Regions from separate parts of the Homo sapiens genome. Here regions 1 and 3 are each linked to region 2. The links are chromatin loops, found by intact Hi-C in ENCODE. Cell type or tissue: heart left ventricle. All regions are shown on one strand. Each heading gives the region's core, and the rest is flanking DNA. Links, peaks and the distances in the headings are about the cores only.

Region 1 (6,113 bases), core at 556-5,555, 140 kb before region 2:
AGAATGGTGTGAACCTGGGAGGCGGAGCTTGCAGTGAGCCGAGATCGAGCCACTGCACTCCAGCTGGGCGACAGAGCAAGACTCCGTCTCAAAAAAAAAAAAAAAACCAAAGCAAGCATAATATGAATTAAGCAAACATGTCATCTGTGGTAGTCACATTTGTAGACACCTGTCAGGTTTCCTGGGAGTCTTCTGAAAAACACCTATCATAGAAATAAAATTAAAATAGCATTACCAGTAACAGTGTTGAAAGGACAAAATAATAATTACAGAAATCATTCCTGTATTATTAATAACACAGGAATTAGTAACAACCCATACAAGTGCTCCTACTATCCAAACCTCTAGAACAAACGTCAGGATACTGCATGTGTTGTTAGGTGCTAAACCCATTACTTAATAAAAGTACAAGGGAGGGTAAAGGATGGGCATTTCCAAGATTGTTACGCCCAAGAACACCTTATTAAGATATTTCTTTCATTAAGAATTGAGGAGAGGCCGGGCGTGGTGGCTCACGCCTGTAATCTCAGCTCTCAGGGAGGCAAGAGGTGGGAGGATAGCTTGAGCCCAGGAGTTCAAGACCTGCCTGGGCAATATAGCGAGACCCCGTTCTCCAGAAAAAGGAAAAAAAAAAAAAAAAGATTGAGGTAATTGGGATGACGTCTAGGCCTAAGTGCAGGAAAACTTTTCTTTTGAGATGGTGCTTATGAATAGTAGGAGACTGGTGAAGAGACCTGATAATAACTTTTCAAACATAGTTTCATCGGAGTCAGTAAGTACTTGTTGGCTGGGTATGGTGGCTCACGCCTGTAATCCCAGCACTTTTGGAGGCGAAGGTGGGTGGATCACAAGGTCAGGAGTTCAAGACCGTCCTCACCACTATGGTGAAAACCCCATCTCTACTAAAAATACAAAAATTAGCCTGGCGTGGTGGTGTGCGCCTGTAGTCCCAGCTACTCAGGAGGCTGAGGCAGGGGAATCGCTTGAACCCGGGAGGCAGACGTTGCAGTGAGCTGAGATTGCGCCACTGTACTCCAGACTGGTCAACAGAGTGAGACTCCATCGCAAAAAAAAAAAAAAAATACTTGTTGAATGTATACATTGCAAGTTAGAATTTATGTAATAGTACTTACAGTTGCTGTTTATTGAATGCCTTATTAGCAGCAGGAGGCAGCATATAGCATAATAGCCATGAGCTTGGATGCTGCAGGCTGACAGACCTGGGTTCAAATCCCAGTTCTACCATTTATTACTTATGTGACACAGAGAAAGTTATCTAACTGATACTATGCTTTTTCATCTGTGAAATGAGGCTAATAAGAGGGCAGCTGTAAAGATCCACTGAGATAATACAAAAAAATGGCCACTTTGGTGCTTGACATATGGTAATATCAATATCACATCCTGAGAACTACAATCATGATAATACACAGGTATATATCATCATCTTCAAATTAGAGATAAGGAAAATGAGGTTTTAAAAGTTTGAATAACCTGTCTTAAGTCACGGACTAGACAGGGCCAAGACTTAAGCTGTGGGTTATCTGACTCCAAAGCCTGTCTAGAGTGGCCTATTTCCAAAACAACCGAATGCAGTATTATTTCATGTATTTTCTATGTATTTTCATTAAATAAGAATAAAAGTTTGGCTTGGCAAAATCTACTAAATCAAGTGGTCCTAGGAAAATCAATAATAACTAAAAGCTAGACACTAAGTATGAGTTCCTGCTAAAAGTCAAGTGGGAAAATAAAATAGAACAAAAGAACCAACCAAACAAAAAAACAACGAAGCAATAGGTTATGACATTAAGTTCCGGAGTCAATATGCTCTGGAACTTAAACACACACACACACACACACACACACACACACACACACACACACACACACTCCTCCCCTCTCATGTCCCCAGTCCAACCTTCCTCTCTGATACGCCATTATAAAGATGTATCAAGACACCTCCTGCATGGCTAGACTGTTTGCCTGCTCTTTGTGCCACGCTGAGGAGCTAGCATGTTATTGCCAGCTGCTTGGAAAAAGACAGGGTGCCTGCTGAATTTCTCTTTCTTTCCCCTCCCCTCCTCCACAACACAAACACACAGCAGCTGAAGGCTTGGCGAAACAGAATTCATTCCTGCAGGAGGAGGCAGAATTTTTTTAGACACGTGCAATGAACTTTTAGGAGCAAAATAACAAGACATGGTTCGGTTTATATGGGAATCCTTTCCACACCTGTGGGATTGTGTATATACACACACAGCATTAGCAAAAAGCTTGTTACACACTGCACTCAAGATGTTACCAGCAAACTGAAAGACCTCTTGATGTGAACAATGAGCTGCTGCCAGTCCTGCCTGTTATAGGAACATTAGTTTCTGCTAGGATTATTGAATCCAGATTAGTTTGGTAAACTTGGACATGGTGGGAAGGGAAAAGTAAAGAACAGATGGGGCAGAAGGATGAGAGAAATTTAGGACGCACAGTTTTCTCCTACCTTGAGTTATTTACTAATGTTGAAAATTAAGTCTACTAAAAATTGAAGGGGTTTCGAAAGAGACCGGAACCAGTGAAGAATTAAGATGTATTTAAAATCTCTCCTTTCTCCCATGATTGTTAAAGGAAACTTCGGCAATTCTGTGTTGGCCATCAATATGTCCTTAATTTTTCTGCTTTTGGGGCTCTTTTTCACTGTGGATGAGGCAGAGAAGAGAGTGGGAGGGAAGGAAGCAGGGAGTGGGTTGGGAGCAGAAGTTTAACAAAGGATCACTTTAACAGAAACTACTGAGTAATCGCTCTGTCCTGCGCCAAGAATAACATCAGCTCAATGTCTGCAATTAGAATCAGGTCAGTCAGGCCTCACAGCCGGTGCAGCCCTCCTCACAGACCCCAGCATGGAGAGCTACTCATGCTGATGTCACCAGTAGTCACTGTTACCCAAGAAAGTCCCCGACTCAGCTGAAAGAAAAGTTTTCTTTTGCCTTCTCCTTCAGGGGCAGGAAGACAGCAGGAGAAGAAAGACAGAATTAGAAGACATGCATTGGGCTGTATCAATATATAACAGATTTGTTTGATCATTCCTAACTCTTGAGATTCAGTACTTCCCACAACCATCCTGAAATTTTTTTTTTGCTTTTTTTTTTTTTTTGGAGACAGTCTCAATCTGTCACTCAGGCTGCAGTGGAGGGGCATGATCTTGGCTCACTGCAACCTCCGCCTCCCGGGTTCAAGTGATTCTCCTACCTCAGCCTCCTGAGTAGCTGGGATTATAGGCATGCGCCACCACGCCCGGCTAATTTTTGTATTTTTAGTAGAGACGGGGTTTCACCATATTGGTCAGGCTGGTCTCGAACTCCTGACCTTGTGATCCACCTGCCTTGGCCTCCCAAAGTGCTGGGATTACAGGCATAAGCCACCACGCCCGGCCCTGAAATTCATTTTTAAATGAGTTAATGTGTATAGAGAACCCTGAATAGTGCTTGGAACACAGCAAGTGCTTAAGTGGTGGCTATTATTATTAAAACAAAAAGGGAGGATTCTGCCTATTCATTAGGTTATTCCAAACCTAATGAATCAGAAATGGGATGGAGGAACAATTGTTTTAACAAGCCCTTCAAATGGTTCTGTTACTCTAGTCTATGGGTCTGCACACTAGGACCTATAGGCCAAATCCAGCCCATTGCCTGTTTTTGTACATAAAGTTTTGTTGAAAGACCGCCACACTCATTCATTTACATATTGTTTATGGCTGTTTTCACTCTACCATGGCAGAGCTGAGTAGTTGCAACAGAGATGCTATGGCCTGCAAAGCCTAAAATATTTACTATCTGGCTATTTACAGAAAAAGTTTGCTGACCTCTGCTCTGACTTAAAACAATGTTTTTCAAACTGCTGTTTTTACCATCAGTGTGTAAAAGCTCATTGTTTCAATTTTGTCTTATTTTGTTTATTATGCTCTCTATCATATGGACTGGATCACGCCAAGTTTCTTGTATCTCTGTTCCTGAAAACTTCCGCCACTGGCTCTGGGTGACTTTCCTCTCTCACTCCCATGTCACAGGATCAGTCTTTTGCAGGAGTGGATTAAGTATATGACAATTGCTACATTTATGAGTGCAATGCTATACTGAGATGAAGATCAAAGCTCATTCCCCATGAATACTGAGAGATGTCCATTTCCAAACTCATATCCTGAATCAGAGTTTAAGCAGAAATTAACACCTTCAATAAGTTGGATATCTAAGTGTTCTGACTGGAGGCCGAAAAGAATGGAGAACTTCCTATGTACACAATGAGAGAAAGGCTGCATGAACTTTCCCCAGACATTATTAGGAGATTACTATGTGAAAGATGCTGTTCATAAACATAATATGATATAAGATAAATATAAGGCCTCCTTTAACATCGCATTCCATAAACAGGCCTCTTTTATGGATGAATGCTAGGTAAATCAGATTTCAATTCTATCTACTGCTTTCAAACAGGCAGTTAACCACACTGTGAGTTATACCAATGGCTCCCTACACTTTAGAGAAATGAATCCAAGTGCAAGGAGTTCATTGGAAAAGTACCATTGCTATCTAAAGGGTAACCCCAGGACAGAAATACAGAATACTGAGAATGTAAACCATGCTTCAATCAACAATTTAGTGATAATTATAATGGTCAGATCTAGCACAGCTAAGCTACAAAGGTATAAAATCTACTAGGGCTTTGCTTCCACTGTGGAATGATTCTAAGTACCCTCTAAAATAAAGTGCTCTAAGTTTCTACATATTCTTCCTGTTAGAATATTTAATATCTTATTTGTTATCTTATTAGTTATAAACTCTTGAAGCTAATGGAATTTAGTTACTTTAGCTCTCTCCTACAGTCCCAGAAACTTCACCCTTACTCATTTTTACCTAAATCAGCTGTGGTTTAGAAGAACGGGTTCGGGGTGTTGGGGAGAAGAAATAATGTTACACACATATATACAATTATGATGAATGATTTTCTGTTTGCTCTCCAGGAGAACGAGATAACTCCCTTCTTGGGAGTTCTGCCTCCTCGCTAAAACAGATATTCTGACAGATTCTAAAAAACATAATTTCCATATACTTCATAATTCAGTGAAACTAAACCAGTATAATCCTCAGTGAAAAGAAATTCCACACAAGAATAGTAGTACAGTACTTTGAATTTTCAAAGGAATGTGAGTTGCTGGAAGCTAATCAAAACTATGAGAAGGACTTAAAAATGAAGCAGTTTCTAAAAGTGAAAATCAACAAAACTGCCTCTCCTTCCCCAGTCATCCTCCATTTCAAGGTATTGAAGCATAGTTTAAAAGGTACCAACTGTCTAGATTCATTAGAGCCAGAGAGTTTTTTTTTCTGACTTGTATTTTAGGCTCAGGGGTGCATGCTCAGGTTTGTTATGAAGGTAAATGGCGTGTTGCGGGGGTTTGGTGCACACATTATTCTGTGGCCCAGGTAATGAGCCAAGGACCTGAGAAGTAGTTTTTTGATCTTCAGGCTATACAGTGATACTTCCACTATCCAGTATCTGATTAAGTTGGCATTCTCAAGTACTCTGAATGACAGGGAGTTTAAAGTTTAAAAAGCTTTAAGAAATTTAAGAACACAGATTAAAAAAAAAAAACAACAACTAAGACACACATTTGTATCTGGAATTGTGAAAATGCAAACTGGCTTAAATGTGTCTACTATCCTCAAGACCTCAAGATTTTCTAAATGAAGAAAATTTTACATGACAGAAAGTGATGTGATTACAATGAGATGCTATATTCTATGCTTTCCAGATTAAGAGATTTTATTTTTCTCCAGTAAAAATGGTCTAAAGAACTACTTTGCAAATGCCGGCACTTACAATTTCTCAATTATGATGAATTAATATAATGTACAGAGTATACTACCGCAGGTAAAGATGATCAATTGATGAACTATGTTGAAATAATAAAATGACATTTTATTATGGGTGGTAGTTGAAAAGATAAGACAGACTATAATAATAATTGTTTTACTTAGAGGAAAAAACCTTTGGGAAATGTTGCTTTAGTCTTTGAGTAAATAATTTTGCACAAACTCATACACACTATGTACTACATTTTTATAAGA
Region 2 (6,113 bases), core at 729-5,728:
CTATCATTGCTTTTTGTTTTCAGGCAGATTTATCAAAGTCTAATTTACATACAATAAATTCACCCTTTTAAAGTATACATTTTGGTGAGTTTTGACAAATATATGCAGTTGTCTAACACCACCACAAGACATAGGACAATTTTAACAAACATTCCCTTGTGCCCCTCTCCAGTCGCACTCCCACCCTCAGCAACCACTGATCTCATTTTTGTCTGCTTCCTGCCTTTTCCAGAAAGTCAAATAAATGAAATTAATGTAATATGTAGTTTCTTGAAACTGGCTTCTTTCACTTAGCATTGTGCTTTTGAGATTTATCTATGTTGTTATACATACCAATAATATAGTTCGTTCCTTTCTCTAGCTGAGTAGTATTCCATTATATGGACATACCACAATTTATTTACCCATTCAACAGTTGATGGACATTTGGATTGTTTCCAATTTTTGGCAATTATTAATAAAGCTGCTATAAACATTTGTATACAGATATTCGTATAAACATATGGTTTCGGTTCTTCTGGGAAAATACCTATGAGTGGGACTACTGGGTCATATGGTAAGTATATATTATCACTGCACACCTCTTACCACCTTAGTCATTTCCCTAGCACTTGCCTCTCTCAATTGTAGTCCATTCTTCAAGGCCATGAGAATTATACTTTTCTTAGAAAAACAAACTTAGCAGTCACATAGAGGTAGGCAGTGAATTGGTCCAACAACAGAAACTAATGTCAGCTTGGTTCCTAGAAGATTTTAAGTCAGTCATTGCTAGTAATATTGTACTGTATTCCCTTTATTGTAATTCTGTCATCCTAAGCTTTGGATTAAATTATGATAAAAGTTAAAGAAAAATAATAATAATCCTATCGCTCCCCTGCTCAAAAACTTCCAGTGGCTGTCTGTTAGCTACAAGATGAATTTAAACTTGTCAATTCTTTATATTCTGGCCCAAATCCACCTCCATAACCCTATCTTCTATTCCCCCATTCTATGCACGCTATATTTAGTCATACTTCTTACCATTTCAAAAAATATCACATCCTGTCATGACACTGTATGTTGCATACTACATTCTTGCTGTTAAAAATGGCTTTCTGTGGATCCCCTAGGCACAGCTAGTAAATCTTATATATTCCTAGAGCACCTGAGTCACTTATACTACTTGTAATGTCATTTATCATTTCATGTCTGCTCCTCCCTATCACTTGAGGGCAGGGTCCATGTTTCATTCATTGTTGTATTACAAGTAGCCTGCACCATAACTAGCACATAGGAAATACTTCAGAAATACTGAATGAAAAAAATATATTTTAAGTGAAAAACAATGCATAGTTTTTGAGAAAGACAAAATAATTGGCAGCCACTTCCTACAAAATAACCCTGATCACAACACTTGAAATATTTATAATAAAGCCACCAATCATAAAGAAAATAAGAGAGATTCTTAGGAAACTTTACATATTAAAGCTGTATTAAGAAAAAACCTGATAAAAGTTAGTTTAGGGAGAGAGGAGGAAATAAAGATTTTCTCAAGAAAATAATAATCCATCCAAGGCCTAATAGATTACTAAACATGTCACACCACTAATTTTGGATCAATCCACTAACTCTCCCCAGAAATAAAGTCCCAGCTGAAGCTGTGGTCCCTGAGGCAATGGAAAGTGCTGACATTAGCCAGAACTCACTGTCACTGAAATGCTATTGTATGAAGGAAATTCTTTTTACCTTGGCTTTGGATTCAAATTGAAAAAGCTAAAGAGGAAGTCTTTATATGGGGTCCAGAAGGAGAATTTTGGAAAAAAGCAGACCCACAAGAAAATGAAAAGAAAATGCCCACAGCCAATTGGTTAACTAGTCCAAGAAATCAATATGCTATCTGGTTACCAGATGTAAAGGTAGATTTGAAAGGAGTATTTAGGACTGGGTATGCTTAACTAGAGCAAAAGGAGTGTCCTTTTCAGGCCTGATCTGCTAGAAAGGATGATATCATTTTTCCTGAGTATCTAGTTACGGGAGAGCAGAGGGAGAATCCAGGATATGGGGCATGCCAAAAGTGGCCGGACTCATAAGGACATGTCTTTATGTGGGTGGAGAAAGAGCCAGAGAGAACTGGCTCCCAAATTTGGCTTTGCCATTTATTAGCTGCATGACCTAGGACAACTTATTTAACCTTTCTGAATCTTTTTTCCATGTCTATAAAACACAGATAATACCAACCAAAATTGTCGAAGACTAAAAAGAAATAACCAGTGAAACCAAATTAAAGGAAATAACCAATGTTTGCTTGATAAACAGTAGATACTTCCTACATAAGTTTCTTCTGTAGTAAACTTCCTTTCCCATCTAAACAGGAGCATATGATAAACCAAAAAAGGAGATTATCTCAAAAAGTGAAGAGATTGATGACTCTCATTATTTTTCTGTGGGTGGCCAAGTAGTTTACATTGTTGGAGAATGTACACTGCCTGCTTTCATTCCTCCAACAATTATTTATGGACATCCTCCCTATAAGAACCTCAGGTTACCCTGTGAAATGGTCAAGAATGGCAGCAACAGAAAACCAAACCAGGTATCGTCAACACAGAGGTGTACTGGGCATGGCTGGTGCGGAGCAAACACGTCACTGGGCTCTGATCAGAACAAGTCCAGGCTGATCAGTTCTACAAGTGGCTCCACAACTTGTCCCCATGATCCCAGGCCTGGGTCACAACCCATGACTTCAGCCATGCTAATACACAGAGATAAACCCACTGTCAGCAGCAACATCTTTAAAGAGCAGCGAACATCCTGTTGTTTTTGGCTGTTTTTCTTCAACTGATCCAAAAGCTATTCTCATAGCCAGTTGTATCTCACAATGCCAATTTCCTAAGCATATTTAAAGGATTGCTGTTTAAGCATATTATTTCACATGGTACCATATTTTCACGATCTTGGAAGGCAGTAAAAATTAGATTGTAAAAAATCTGTCTTATTGAGGGAGGCATAAAAAATTCTATAAATCAAAAGTCTTATGATCAAGATTATCTGATTGCCAAAACCCATCTTCTGAAGCCCCATAGATACAAGCTGAGTCATTTTGACCTGAGTTATTTCACTCACTAACTCTAGAACCTGGAACATAGAGTTCATTTCTCAGGGTTTCAATTTCTATATCTGAACTAATTATTCTCTAAGGTCCTTGCCAGATGTGCAAATCTAGGAAAAAGCATTAAATGACAAAGTTTCGGGTAGTTTGTATAGGTTCTCAAGTCTACATTTAAACACTAATAGTGCAATGGAGGTATATATATATCTATATCTGTATCTCATCCTACATAAAATTTGGTTTGAGAGGAACAAACTTGATGGTAATACACTGCCGAAAGGCTAACCTATGACTTGCCCACAGCAGGAACTGAAGAAAAATTAAATGTATAAATAAATAGGATGGGATATTGAAGATACCTGGAAACATAGTTGAACATTACAGGTGGTAGGATGGGAAAGAAATCATAGGATACAAACACTGAGATAGTAAGGGAATGCCCCTGGCAGAGATCCATAAGATGGAAGGACAGGAACAACCACCAAAAGAATATAGCGAACCCCATGTCTGGTCTGTTGGTTTCCCCTAAAAGCACCAATGCTCTGTTTGAGCCAAAATCTTCTGGGAAGCTTTCAATTCCTGTTTACTCTAAAATAAATGGAAAAAAAAAAAAACAACTAGCTTATTCCTTGTGACTTAAACCCCAGGGGAAGTTAGGAGTCAGTGGGAGGCAGAGACTCATACAAATATACACACGTATACAAAATCATATCTGATGGGATGAGGTTAATGAAGCACACAAAATCCCAGGGCTGACAGGAAGTGGAATTAGAACCACAAAAGCCAAGAAGATAGTCAACAACTTAAAAAACTCCAGATGCACTCAGTTTATTAAAACTGAACACAAGTAGGGAGGAAGAAAGGAGACCCATGGCTGATGAAATGGACTTAAGGGGTATTTCACTGAGTCAGAGAAAGTCACAGCTTCTTCCACGTCGGAACATTCTATTGCCAATAAGTTCAATAATGAAGCTCCCAAGCTTCCAAAAGGCAATCAAGTTATAAAACAAACAAACAAACAAACAAAAGGAAACATTCAGAAAAGGTTTTATAATTATTTAGAACAAAGATTTTTACAGCAAGGGATATCAGAAATTTACCCTCATATAAGAGCCAAGTAGATGTAGAAAAATAAACCTTTATTTATTATTTAAATCTAATGAGGTTTTGGAAGTTGGAGTTACGCTCCTAGTCCCAACCCCTCATCCCCATCTTCAAACAGTCTGCAATAATTCTAAGAGTTCTAGGCCATTACCAAACCAGATCCATTGGGAAGTCTACTGTCAGGCCACCAAAAAGCAATTAAAGCAAGTGCCAATCATTCATTCAAGAAACATTTCCTGAACATTCTCTAAGAGCAAAAGACGCTGACATGCAACTGGGTATGGTGGCACACACCTATAGTCCTAGCTACTCGGGAGGCTGAGGCAGGTGGATCCTTTGGGCCCAGGAGTTCAAGGCCAGACTGGGTAACGTAGTGAGATACTGTCTCAATTTAAAAAAAAGTGCTGCCATGCATGGTGGGGGCAAAACTGACGGAGATATTCTTACTGTCCTCAAGGAGTTTCCAGTCGGCTACAGGAGACAAATATACACATGACTACCAGACAACATACAGATACTATTGTAGAGTTACAAACAGAGTGCTGGGGGTATAAGGGCAGAGCAGGCTAACTCTGGGAGCATTAGAAAAAAACATCACCAAAGAAGTGACACTTGACTTTGTCTTGAAAAATGTCTGTAATTTATTAGGTAAAGTAACACAAGAAAGGTATTTCAGACACACGGTAAAACAGGTGCAGAGGTAGCAAGCGAGGGCTTACATGGTAGCTCATGCCTGTAAGCCCAGTATTTGGGGAAGCCAAGGCAGGAGGATCACTTGGTACCATGAGTTCAAGGCTGCAGTGAGCTAAATACGATTGCGCCATTGCACTCTAGCCTAGACAACAGTGAGACCCTGTCTCTAATACAAAACTAAAAAAAAAAATTTAAAAAGGGGACAAGAGAAATGTTGAAAGCTCTGGTTTGGCAGAAATAGGGTGAAATGGGAAGAAAGGACACACTGGCTGTTATGAATTCAAGAAAATAAACTCAGACACGGCTGAGTGTATGTATAAACAAAACATCATGATGTGATAGGAAAAGAGAATGATCAAACAAGCACAGAAAAGCATAATGCATAGTGAGGTCACATTTCTACAAAAAGTTTTTTAAACAATTAGCCAGGCATGATGACACATGCCTATAGTCCCAACTACTCGAGAGGCTAAGGTGGGAGGATCACTTGGGCCCAGGAGGTGGAGGCTGCAGTGAACGGTGATCATGCCACTGTACTCCACCCTGGGCAACAGAGCAAGACCTTGTCTCAAAAAAAAAAGAACAGCATGAGGGAGGAGGCAATGTGGAGAACTAAATCTTAGAAAAGAAATGGGAGCATGCAAGGCAGAGACAGAAGGAGAGTTTTTAGGCCAAACAGCAGAACTCATACAGTGGCACAAAAGCACAGAGTGCTTAGAAGTATACTATAGTACAGCTGGATTATAAGGTATATGAGGGGAAATGGAATTCTAGAAGAGTTACCTGAGTTACCTTAGAAGCCTTTCAGGTCATATCAAGTTTCTATTATACAATTTAAGCCTAAGGAACCATTTAAGGATTTCAGAAGACATGATCAGATATGTATTTTAAAAAATATATTACAACCTCTTCTTTTCCCATATAATTTTAGGTCCTGATTTATCTACCATCTTCTATTCAATCTCAACAATTCCCTTTGTTTACTGACCCTCAAATATAGCCTGTTAACGATAATCTGTTAAAGAGATCAGGAATTATGATGTCTAATTACAAAAATAACAAATAATTTTTATTGAGTACAACGTAAGGGCCAGACATTGTGTCAAGTGCTTTGCGTGCATCATCTCATTTGATCTTCATGGTATTCTCAGGAGGTAGACACCACCATTACTGCCATTTTATAGTTGAGGAAACAGGATTAGAGTAACTTGCTGAAAATCACAAAACTAGA
Region 3 (6,113 bases), core at 312-5,311, 51 kb before region 2:
AAAAGTATCCATGTACTCAAACCAAACTTAATAAAAGAAGAACTGACGTCACCACATTATTTCCCAACAATCAACACCTAATCCCCAATCAGAAGTAATTATGTTCCAATGCATTTTATCTCCACATCTATATAATTAGTTAACAATATGTTATAATTCATTTTTAGTGTCCAGTTAGACTTGCTTGGGAAATAGTGTTCTTTTAAAGGCTGGGTTTTTTAAAATATATATTTTAGGGATTTTGAAGATCCTTAGGATAAACCTGAAAATTATCTTTTAGCTTTAAAAAGTAGAGCTATTTTCTGGACACAATCTGTTTTTTGTTTTTTTTTTTTAATCCTTTTCTGTTTTTATAACGTTGATGAGAGAAGCTGTTACTATACCTGTTTTATCAATCATATTACTTAAGACTCAAAAATGTCAACAAATAACACCATACAATTATGGACTCCTACAAAATGATATATTTGTTTGCTGTAAAGCGCATGATAGTGAGGTCTGAAAAGGGTATTAAACAAAGATTATATTATGCTGGTGATTGATAAGCTCCTACCCCTACCTCATTTAACTTCACCAATCAACATAGGGTAGATTTTCTACTGATTTTCTCCCTATTTGTGACTTTGACAGTTGAAGCCTAAGTAATGGGGCTTACTGTTTTTTTATCCTATTTTATTTTAATGGTTTTGCACATCTCTCTATTTAGAAAAAAATCCTCCAGTGTAAGTTTTACAAGATTTAAAATTAAGTGCCTTTGTTATCTCTTCCTTTGTAAGCCAACATAAATGGACAAAATGGCCTGGCTGACTTTTATCAAGATAGAGAGATGAATATCGAGATTTTCCATTTCTAAAGGCTAACCCTAAGCATGAAGAACTTGTTCTATTTTATATAAATTAGGTGTAACCCTCACAGAGTGGAGAAATTGCAAATTCCTCAGCCTACTCAATGTAGGCAAAATGTGGTCATTTCTACTCCATGAGTAGGTCAGGGACAAATTCAGACCCAGTAAATATGAGATGCCTCTAATTTCAACTTTCCAAAGAGCTCTCATGTGACTTCAAGAGATGTGCACTGTGAAGGCTGTCGAGAACTACAGCCCTGCTACCCAGCAGTAATGTTTTGATAACTGAAGCCATGAAAATAGCAACATAATTGGCTAAGATATGGAGAGGCCAAACCCATACAATCTTTTCTCCTTCTGAGAATGATTTCTTTTTTCATCATTTAGAGACAGGGTCTCACTATGTTGCCCAAGCTGGCCTCGAATTCCTGGGCTCAAGCAATCCTCCTGCCTCAGGCTCCCAAGTAACTAGAACTAAAGGGGTGTGCCACTGTGCCCGGCTTTAAGAGTGATTTCATTCACATCCATGTATCAGAAACAAAGGAATGCTGGGTACTCAATGAGCATTATGGAAGATGGAATAAGACAGCTTTTATCAATCAAGAATGTCTACTACCTTGCTTGTCTGATGAACTCCTGAAAGTTTTCCATATTCACCCCATCTTCCTCTTCTTCCTCAACTTTCTTCTTTGATTTCTTTTCAGCCATTTGTTCTGTTTCCTACCCAGTGCCCAAACCCCACAGAAAAACAACAAGATAAAACTGACTCCTAATAAATATGCACTTCATCATGTAGTTTCAATAGCCTTGAGTTAATCTGTCCTTATAGTAAAGACATTTAATTCTTGTATGTACTTTTGCCACCTATAAATTTGACATATTACTTTTGGCCATGATTTTGTAAAACATTTTGAAATTCCCAAGTAAAAGTTGCAGAATGAATGTAAATTTTAATCATGTTTTTACTTTCTACTTACACAGCCCATTGATTAAAGAGGTTTTTATAGTAGCTTAGTAATATCTATGATCACCCTTGTAGCTTTAACAATATGACAACAGAGACACAGTATTTTGTTCCAATTAGGAGAGGAAAGACAGATCTTGGAAGGTACTCTTATACCAGCTTCCATACTGAATAAATTCTTCACTTATATAAGACATAACAAAATTCTCAACAGATCTGGAGTAAATTGTGGCTATGAGTTTGGTGCACTGATATTCTACCAACAATTCCATGCAACTTTAGAAAAGCCATTTAAATTTCTATCAGCTTTTCCTTCTGCAAACTGACCAAACCTCCCAAACCCAAACACCCAAAATGATATTTTTAATGCATTCTGAGATCCCGGGATATAGAATGCTTTGCAAAATATTCTAATTAAATAGTATATTTCTTGGGCTTGACTGTAAAATTCTGTAATGTATAAAATGTTTTAAAGATGAAAGTATAACTCGTTCAAGAAAGAATATGTCATTACATTCAATCCACAGCTCAAATTTGTTCTCCAATGGTCAATTTGCCACTTTCTACAGGCACTAACAACCGTGCAGACTCACACAGCCTAGGATTCATCTCAGTGCTCAAAAGGAATATGCCTTTTGATAAGAATTAAGAATTAACTATGGCCACTGGGCCTTCAGAAGTAATAAATAGTTTTTCAGACCAGCTGAGTTAAGGTGTGGGGTCCTGCTTCCCCTAACAGTAATACATAAGGGATGGTGATGCCAGAGAACAGAAGAAGAGTGTCTCCATCCAGTTGGACAGAGGCTTCTATCTAGTCTGTTTCTGACAGTGTATGGCAATCCAAAGCACAAGACTAACAGAAAAAGACTTACCTTGTTGTATACAATGATAAAGTCACCCAGCTGGTGGGCCAGGATTCTTCTGCGTTCCAGAAGTGCCAATCGTCGACTGGGTAATACCATCCTCAGTGAATGCTGGAGGTTATTTGATGCTCGCTTGAGGAAACGAACAACCAGCTCCTATAAATTAAAGAGTCGTGGGAGAAAAAAAAAGGAGGGATGGTGCTAAGCAACAGAAGACAAGCTATGAAGGCATTATATAACAGAGATGGAAGAAGACATATATTACACATTTCAACAAACAAGACCCAGAACAAAAAGGTTAGGTATAAGAAGCATACAGAAAGACAAAACAAAAATGAAAGAAACTTATTCCCTTCCCTCAATCAGCTGGCAATCAGAAAATTTAAATCAAGTATGTATGTAAATAACTATGTAATAAAGTAGCAGTTGTAAAAGTACCACAGTACATACACAAATAGCACTATTTAGGGAAGGTAGCATTCAAAGACAGGTAGTAGGAACTAAAACTGTGGAAGCAGATGAAAGTATCAAAGGTGAGAAGACAGAGAATACAGAAATATTCATATTTAGAGATAGAAAAGATGATGAAGTATCAGGAAAAAAAAAAAAAAAGTTAGAAACACCAGAAACACAGAAAACCAGGAGAAAATAGGCTGGGCATGGTGGCTCACACCTACAATCCTAGCAATTTGGGAAGCTGAGGTGGGCAGATCACTTGAGGTCAAGAGTTCGAGATCAGCCTGGCCAACACAGTAAAACTGCATTTCTACGAAAAATACAAAAATTAGCCTGACGTGGTGGCACACACCTGTAATCTCCGCTACTTGGGAGGCTGAGGTATGAGAATCACTTGAACCCAGGAGGTGGAGGTTGCACCGAGCCAAGATCATGCCACGGCACTCCAACCTAGGCGACAAAGCAAGATTCCATTTCAAAAAAGAAAAAAAAAGAAAATTAAGAGAAAATAGTGCCATGGAGGCCAACTGAAGAAAGGGTTCCATGTCAAATGCTTCCAAGAGGCTGGAGCTGGAAAGGCCCACTACAAAGACAAGGCCTTGGATCTGACCACTGAGGGATAATTTCAAGAAAACAGTTTCAATAAAGAGAGTACAAGAAGACATTAAGAAAATGCATGGGTAATGAAAAATATACGTGAAGAGTAGAAACTAATGACTTTAAAAGTGTCGTGATTAAGGCAAAGAAAGAACTATCACAGTAGTTTGAAAGGTAATAGCTTTTTTTCTTCCCCAAGAATAAGGGAGCTTTTAGAGTTGGGGGTTGTCAAGGAGGGCACAGTGGAAAGTTATTAAGGTAAAGAAAGAATACATCTCACAGAAGATGGGGGCAAAGGATTTTGAAATCTGAACAGATACCAATCAGATTACTGATGAAATCATAAATGCTTCAAAGAGAGATTTTATAAGGCCAAGAGCCTTAAAGATGTTGTTGTCCAAAAACCACAATAAAACTGCCTTCAGATGATAAATCTGGGGACGTTCTGTTGATGTGCCTTCTGTGAGTTATGAGATAAGGAATCTCTAACCTAAGCTGGAACACAGAGGCCAACTCTACATCTACCTTCCTCAAAAGCAAGACCACTGCTACAATCATCAGGGAATGGGGTAAGGCTTGTACTCTCGCTCTCTCTCTCTCTCTCTCTCTCTCTCTCTCTCTCTCTCTCTTTCTCTCTCTCTCTCTCTCTCTCTCTCTCTATATATATATATATATATATGTATTTTTTTTTTTTTTTGAGACGGTATCTTGCTCTGTCACCCAGCCTGAAGTGCAGTGGTGTGATCTCAGCTCACTGCAACCTCCGCCTGCCAGGTTCAAGCAATTCTCCTGCCTCAGCCTCCCAAGTAGCTGGGACTATAGGTGCGCACTACCACACCCAGCTAATTTTTTTGTATTTTAGTAGAGACGGGGTTTCACCATGTTGGCCAGGCTGGTTTCGAACTCCTGACCTCAACTGATCCACCCGCCTCAGCCTCCCAAAGCGCTGGGATTACAGGCATGAGCCACCGCACCCAGCCTAGATATATTTTCAAGAAAGAATTCACAGAACTGGTATTAAGTTTTGTAGTGATGATCCTCAATATTCTTGTAGAAAGCCCCAAAGAAATACTGTGTGAATTCCAAGCCAGCATCCGCAGTGGTTATTCTTTTTTGAACTATTTTTTTTCTTCTTGAATTTGATTTTGGTTCATTGTCCTTTGGTGCCAATTTACTCCAGCATAAGTGAAACAGCCTCATAACCAGAGGGTTGAATTTCATAGTTCTACTCTGCTGTCTTTACTATAGGGTGGTTTAAGCTGTTATATTAAAACATTATTTTTTTCACAGTGGAGCAGACAAACTGACTCTCAAAAAGGCAGTTTCAATTTTCCACTTGGAAAGAGCAGAGCTAACATTTTCCACTGATGGTTGAAGGATTATTCACAACACACAAGGTTTTATCTCTGGGTTCCATTGGCTACTTTAAATTCATAAGTTGTTTTCTGGGATAACCAACATGTTTTTACAATAAGCCTGGCATAAAGACTTGCCTTTTGTATGTGGAGGACTAAAAATTACAATAAGGTCACCACTGAGTGGAACAAAGAATGCAGCTTTCTCAGACTTAAAGGCCCCTCTCCTTTTGGTGACAAATCCCTGTTATTAAAAAGAATATGGGGCCAGGCGCGCTGGCTCATACCTATAATCCCAGCACTTTGGGAGGCCAAGGAGGGTGGATCACCTGAGATCAGGAGCTTGAGACCAGCTTGACCAACATGGAAAAACCCCGTCACTACTTAAAATACAAAATTAGCTAGGCTTGGTGGTGGGTGCCTGTAATCACAGCTACTTGGGAGGCTAAGGCAGGAGAATAGCTTGAACCCAGGAAGCGGAGGTTGCAGTGAGCTGAGATCGCACCACTGCACTCCAGCCTGGGCGACAGAGCAAGACTCTGTCTCAAAAAAAAAAAAAAAAGAATATGGAAGGGCTGTGGCTTCTTCCATAAACTCTGACCTTACCAAACAGCTTAAAGCTCCCCATCATTCTGATTCACACACACAAAACTGTCCTAGAATACTGAATCCCAGGAATGTTCAAATGACTGATATACAGTAAAAATGATTATACAAGTTTGATTCTAGCAATCTAAGAATCTTAAGAGGTTACAACTAGTAAAGTAAAAAATACCAACTTGGAGGATGGTATATTCTGACAGGGCCTATGATAAGGTGATGACTTTCAAAGAGCTAATTTGACTCCTCAGGACAGAAAATAAATGCTTTACAATGCATGAAAGCAATGGAGGAGCAAGTAAAGTACATCTGAGTTTAAGTTCTGGTTTCATCACGTATAACCTGTGGAACCTTGGCTTCTCGAGGTCTTTGTTTGCTCTTCTGTAAAACAGGGATGATAATGCCTACCTCAGAGTTAATAATGTGAGGTTGCT

The links. Peaks named below come from ENCODE experiments on the same cell type or tissue, not always from the same donor. Only the 100,000 strongest peaks of a DNase experiment are listed, where the experiment ranks them.
Region 1: it touches region 2 in a loop (3-fold over the local background); 11 of 110 quality-filtered maps call a loop at or near these places.
Region 3: it touches region 2 in a loop (1.9-fold over the local background); 17 of 110 quality-filtered maps call a loop at or near these places.

Annotation. Positions count from the first base shown.
Region 1 is chr14:75,864,791-75,870,903 of GRCh38, reverse strand. The region is part of intron 29 of TTLL5 (tubulin tyrosine ligase like 5); the gene reads right to left. Among named protein-coding and RNA genes, the nearest start is that of TGFB3, 110 kb to the left of the region's middle. In heart left ventricle, for the core only: no CTCF peak of the experiment used is centred there; a DNase peak (open chromatin) is centred at 2,913; H3K4me3 peaks cover 767 bases; H3K27ac peaks cover 1,172 bases.
Region 2 is chr14:75,721,603-75,727,715 of GRCh38, reverse strand. The region is part of intron 12 of TTLL5 (tubulin tyrosine ligase like 5); the gene reads right to left. Among named protein-coding and RNA genes, the nearest start is that of TTLL5, 63 kb to the right of the region's middle. In heart left ventricle, for the core only: no CTCF peak of the experiment used is centred there; a DNase peak (open chromatin) is centred at 2,655; H3K27ac peaks cover 3,547 bases.
Region 3 is chr14:75,772,198-75,778,310 of GRCh38, reverse strand. TTLL5 (tubulin tyrosine ligase like 5) reads right to left here. Exons shown (of 32, transcript NM_015072.5): 22 at 2,681-2,827; 23 at 1,461-1,564. Among named protein-coding and RNA genes, the nearest start is that of TTLL5, 110 kb to the right of the region's middle. In heart left ventricle, for the core only: no CTCF peak of the experiment used is centred there; no DNase peak of the experiment used is centred there.